Regions from separate parts of the Mus musculus genome. Here region 1 is linked to region 2. The links are chromatin contacts, found by POLR2A ChIA-PET in ENCODE. All regions are on one chromosome and are shown on one strand. Each heading gives the region's core, a stretch centred on a gene start or an enhancer-like site at or near the end of the contact. The rest is flanking DNA. Distances are from core to core; before and after follow the strand shown. Region 1 holds the start of Capns1 (calpain, small subunit 1). Region 2 holds the start of Zfp383 (zinc finger protein 383).

Region 1 (2,949 bases), core at 120-2,619, 290 kb after region 2:
ATGGATCAGCCCAGACTAATTAAGAATTCTCAGGTCGGACTCTAAGTGAGTCTTTATTATTTGGCCCGCCCCGCCCCTTCAGGCCCCGCCTTACCTGATGGCGCTAATGACTCCGCCCAGGATGCGCATGGCAGTTCCACCGCCTCCGCCACCTCCTCCCAGTCCCATGCCTCCACCGCCACCGCCGCCGCCGCCAGCAGCTCCGCTGATCAGGCCTCCGAGCACATTCCCCAGGCCCCCGCCCAGACCCCCGCCTCCCCCACCGCCACCGCCGCCCTTCAAGAACGAATTCACCAAGAACATGATCGCAGCTGAGTCCTGTAAAGTAAAAGGGGTGGGTCGGGTAGTGGCCTTGCCAGGAGCCCAGCCCTTCCCGCAAAAAAAAAAAAAAAAAAAAAAAAAAAAGCAAGCATTTCCGGCAACTAGATTGGGGAGGAAACTAAGGCCTCGAGATGGGGACAGAGCCTCTAGCTAGGGGTCTGGACAGGTGATAGGAGATGTGAAACCTCCTAGGGTCTAGAAAGTACCCTGGCCCAGGCTTGACTGCATATATATAGGCATGAGGACAGGGGTACAGCTGGGCGTGCGTGGTAGCGCTCTACTGTAATCCCAGAAATTGGGAGGCTGAGGCTGGAGGACCAGTTCAAGGCCAGCCTCGGCTACAGCGCCTGCCTGCTTTACCCTGTCTTGAGGCAGCGGGAAAACAGGGGATTCTCGTGTAGAAACCCTAAGGTGTGTAAAACCGAACGTGTCTCAGATCCAGGCCTTCCAAAATTAAGCTCAGGGTAGGGATGACCCAGGGCTGACCAGGAAGTTCCTAATGTGGATTAAGACATTCAGATACTCTCGACAGAGGGACTACACTGTCACTACGGGATCTGTGGGCTCCGGCCAAAAATTATGGCTGTGCGCCCGGAGGATCCTGGATAACGGAGTTCTTCCCACCGCAAATGGGAACCACGATCTCGGATTGTGGTTCTAGACGCCCAAAATAATTTCCGGGTATCTCTCTGATCTTTGGGCTTATATTTTTTGGTCGTCAGATCCGGGATGGTAAGGAGTGTTCTGGAGGGGCTGACAGGCCCGATGGTTCGAATCTGAGAACACCGGTCCTAGGACCCCCCAAGGGCCAAGACTTTAGGGTCTCGCCAGATCTGAGGACTACGGATTCCGGATCTACAGGGTGCAGGGGTGCTGGACTGGAGTGTCCCGTCTCACTTACGGATCCGGCGGTCCGCGGTCTTGCTCGCCTGCTGCAGGGCCTCCGCTGTGTCCGGTTCGGGAGGGCGGGGCCGGTGACTCAGGCAGCTACTCCGGGTTAGACCCTGCCGCCACCCAGCCGTCGTCTGCGCGGTCCTAGAGCCTCCATTGCAGACTGCGCCTGCGCGGGAGGGTTATGGTTGCAAGTCTCTGCTTAGCTCATCCGTCCCCATACACACACTGCTGGAAATTCAACGCTGTCCAGATTAAATAGCTTTGAGTACGAATAAATTATTCTAACGCCCAGGTACTGGAGCCTCCAGGAACTAGATACAGGGTACCCGGTCACCGTTGCAGTATATAGTTGCAAAAAAGGACTTCAGTTGTCATTCATTCATTCATTCATTGTGCACTTTGAGACAGAGGTTTGTTAAACATCCTCTAAATGATGACCTAAAGCCCTAGCTAACCTCGAACTTGAAACAATCCTCCTGCTTCTGTTTCCCGAATGCTAGGAATCTACATCTTAAGTTTACCATCAGTTTGTGCCTCTCACCCAGGTCGCTGTTGGGCTTCTAGTCTGGCTGTCTGGCCACTCCCTAGGAACTATATAAACCTCGGTTTGAGTCTTTATTGCTCATCCCTAAAACAGTGACCTGGTGTCTCTGAGTAATGACCTCCTCATGTGTAAGGCGGGAACATAGCCAGGCGTGATGACACACACCTGTAAAACCAGCACTGGGAGGTGAGGGCAGGCAGCCATTCTCAGTACATAACAAGTTTGTGACCGGCTTGGGCTACATGAGACCCTAGAGGACACTAGGGTAAGCCCCTATCAGAATTAAGTGATAAATACATAGTAAATGGCAGCTCTTCTGTTAGTCCCTATGTCGCCATGTTGTTCCCTCAGCTGGGAGCTCACCTGGTTCCCTTAGCTCGTTTACTCTTGCTCATCCTTAAACAACATCGACAAATACCTGCCGGTCCCTAAATACTCTCCACTCACTAGGTTGTGTGTCCTCGAAGCAGGCCTGTGGGATAGGTCTGTTATTGTCCCCATTCTATGTATAAGTAAACTGAGGTTAAACAACCAGTCTGCTTTACCTGTTCAAAGAATCTCCGATAACTTAATATGATAATCAGTCAAATAAGATCTCAGCAGACAAGACCGTAATTGCACTAACGCCACCTAAGGGCTTGCTGGGACCAGGCCAGGTAATCATTGCTCAAACCTGTGTGTGTGTGTGTGTGTGTGTGTGTGTGTGTGTGTGTGTGTGTGTGTGTGAAGCAAGATTTAACCTGTCGAAACCGGAAACTCTAAAAGGCGGGAGCACAGAGGGTGGCGACCCAGGCCTAAGCCTTAGCGGATAAATCATTTGGTGATGACTAATGTGGATTCCCTCTCTGCCACACCCCTCCCTGCCACACTGAGCAGTCTGACCTCAGGCTCAACTCGCTGGCATAAGCCCTGTCCTCTGCCTACAAATACTCCTGTGTTTGGACTTGACTGTCTGTGTCCTCCACTTTGGACCAGAGCTCAGACATCTCTCATTTGGGAAGACCTCTTTGTCCTCACATCCACCCAAGGCTTGAAGAGGCTGCCAGCTTCATGCCCTCAGACCAACAGTAAACATGATGACACATGCCCAGGCCTCAGAAGACTCAGGCAGGCGAGCTACACCACAGGGTCTTATCTCAAAACAACGATTTAAAAATACTTAAGGGAGCCTATCGTGGTGGCACTTGTCT
Region 2 (3,072 bases), core at 530-3,029:
AGTGTCAAAATCTTTAACAAGACAAACCACATTGGGAGATAAAGTAGAATCTGGGATAAATCCCTTGGAAGATACCGCCGTGAAGCTCCCTTCACGTCAGGGTGTCGGAAGGACAGAGAAGAATGCATGGGTGAAGCCCATCCGTTTCCGTTATTCTCCACTCTAACCACCTCAAGTAAACTAGTAGGCAGCTGTAAGAAAAAGAATAGTTTAATGCTAGGCGTGATGGCACCAACATGTGATTAAAAGCACGTAAAATTAAAATATAATTAATGGATAGCAATCTCCTTAGTGTGTAAATGAAGCCTTAATTTAATACCATGGCTCACCCTCTAAATATCTAATTAAGCTCAAAAGACTGACATTACAAGCTGAAATAGGGCCGGGCGTGCTGGTGCACGCCTTTAATCCCAACACTCGGGAGGCAGAGACAGGTGGATTTCTGAGTTCGAGGCCAGCCTGGTCTACAAAGTGAGTTCTAGGACACCCAGGGCTATAAAGAGAAACCCTGTCTCAAAAAACCAAACCAAACAAACAAACAATGCTTGCTTATACTGCTCTGCCTAGGACCGGAGTTCTGTTCCCAGCTCACAAATCTGTCTGTAACCCTAGGTGATGTAACATCCCTTTCTGACCTTTACAGGCAAATACAGGAAAAACAAGCCAGCGATGGTGGCACACTCCTTTAATCCCAGCACTAGGGAGGTAGAGGCAGGCAGAGATTTCTGAGTTCGAGGCCAGCCTGGTCCACAGAGTGAGTTCCAGGACAGCCAAGGGCTACACTCTGTCTCAAAAGACAGAGAGAGAGCGAGAAGAATTGTAAACAAACGCTTCTATTTCCTTTATTAAAATCAACTAATTTAGAGATTACTGTAACAACCACAAACGTGTGACTAGATATACAAACTCATACACATAACTCATAAAATAGAATATTGTGCAGCTAAGAAAGGAAATATTTATATAGAAATGAGTCCCATAAACACCAAAGTAAAACGGTGTACCCAGTGTATGATGAAGCTTGCCTTTGGTCCAAGCATTTGTGAGACAGAGACAGACTGATCTACGTGAGTTTAGTGCAAACCAAGTCTGCATAGTGACTTGCAAGTCCGCCTAGAGTGAGACCCAGACTCAAAATAAATAAAAATTCGAAGAGAATTTTTTTCACTACGTTATAACAGAACCCTATACCTATTCGGGAACAACCACTCGTTTACAATTCTTCCTAAATCTGATAGATTTTAATAACTAATATTCATTCTTTTTTTTTATATGCCACCTAAATGGATCATATAAATCCTATGCTGAGCCTCGCCAACAGAAAAGGGTAAAACGGAGAATCTGTCGTCATCCTGAAAATTCCTACAGTGAGTTACAAGGCCCAGAAATGTCCAGACTCAGGGTGTGGTATCTCAGAAATCATTTCAACAACTTTGTTCCAGGAGACCAGTGCCACGCAGTTCCTTTTTTAGACTACATTTCCCAGAAATACACGCGACTCTACACAACTTCCGGTGCAAACCTACTCCAAAAACATACAGTGATTCTCTGAGATTGGCCCCCTATCATGGAAGGGGCTCAATGCATTGTAAGAGTTTCTGTCCGAGTTTGTATATCTGTCTAGGAATTTCACGCACAAAATTGAAAATGCGGAACGAGCTCCTCGGCCTGCCTCAGGCCGTGCTCTGGCGGGAAATCCGAGAATGGATGCCATCTTCCCCGCCAGTTCCAATCGCGGACTACATTTCCCAGAAGCGTTCGCGAGTGCTAGGCAGCCCCTTCTTTTGCCTGCGGGACCCTCGTCGTCCGGGGACGGGAAAGTGTACGGCGAGCGGCCTATAGGCCCTTGTTAAGGCTCCAAAGCTGCGGCCCTGGGGTCTGAAGGGAAATACCAGTCAGTATCTGAGATGTCAGGTCAGTGGGAGCTGGTCTAGCAGGATGAGCAGCAGTGAGGCTTTGGCTCTGTTTAAGTGTGACCTTAAGTGACTCTAGGACGCAGTGAGTGCGTGGCTGTGATTTTTAGGATTCTTTGGTGGGTGTGTCAATGACCTGTGAACATGCGCAGAGCTGTGTGTGTACGTATGCACGTTTTCTTTATTATATGTGATTAATAACTTTGTGGCAGTGTGTGTGATTGTGTCCCAATGTGTTTGGACCTATTGTGTGTAACGGTATAGCACCTGTGTATGAGGGATATATCAGATAGCCAGTAATTATGCTTCCAAGAGTGTTAATCAGAGGGGGACTGTCTGTATGTTTGTATACTATGTGTATTGGGTACCTGTGACTGTGAGGATGTTTGAGTGTGATTATGTAACTTTATGTGATACCATGAGCATGGTTGGATGTAGCTGATCTTTGTTACTTTGTGGGTTCCTTTATTCACCGACCCTTTATACCCCCCCCCCCCCCCCACACACACACACACAACACCACCCTCCTGCTAGATAGGAGCGAAAGAAAAATAGATGGGGGAGAGAGAGAAAAAGAGAGAGAGATCCTTGACTCTAATTTGTTTCTTCTTTGATCATGACTGCTAACAAACCTTACCATACTCCCTGAACAACCACCAATCCAATCCTGCTTGTCTGGACCCTAGCATTTATGTATCCTCTGAAAAGTCCTCAAAATTTCAAATGCCACACAGTTGCAGAAACTATCTGCCACTGGCAAACCCATACCTATGCTAGAGCACAGGTAAATGAGCTGCTTTGAGGTAGCCCCATATTCCCACACGCACCCCACACGCACCTGGAATTAAAGCAGAGACATACTCTCAGAATATTTCTGTGGGTTTTTTTTTCAATTTTTTTTTATTATTCCTGTGGTTTTTAATGAAACCAAAATTCCAGAATTCTCACTACAATTGGAAGATGGCATGTAATTGTCAAGCTGACAGTATGTGTGTCTTAGGGGCTGTTATGTTCTGTTGAATGTGTATTGTGTATTGATTGTGTAAAATTTCATGAGGGCAACTGGAAGTGATTATAACTGTTGTGTGACTCCGCCGTGAGTCTCCTGTTGTGCCCGTTTGTAGCACTGTGGTTTTATGTGGTGTTGTATTTAAGGGTT

Evidence for each region. ChIA-PET counts read pairs that join two places held with the same protein, here RNA polymerase II (POLR2A).
Region 1: POLR2A ChIA-PET joins it to region 2 with 13 read pairs in Patski. The contact joins the promoter of Capns1 here to the promoter of Zfp383 in region 2. POLR2A ChIA-PET finds 5 or more read pairs at or near these places in 2 of 5 experiments (Patski and embryonic stem cell).

The regions. Positions count from the first base shown.
Region 1 is chr7:30,193,784-30,196,732 of GRCm38, forward strand. Capns1 (calpain, small subunit 1) reads right to left here and starts at 1,370. Exons shown (of 11, transcript NM_009795.4): 1 at 1,223-1,370; 2 at 95-318. The coding sequence starts at 303.
Region 2 is chr7:29,906,738-29,909,809 of GRCm38, forward strand. Zfp383 (zinc finger protein 383) reads left to right here and starts at 1,780. Exons shown (of 5, transcript NM_001243908.1): 1 at 1,780-1,914. The coding sequence starts at 1,908.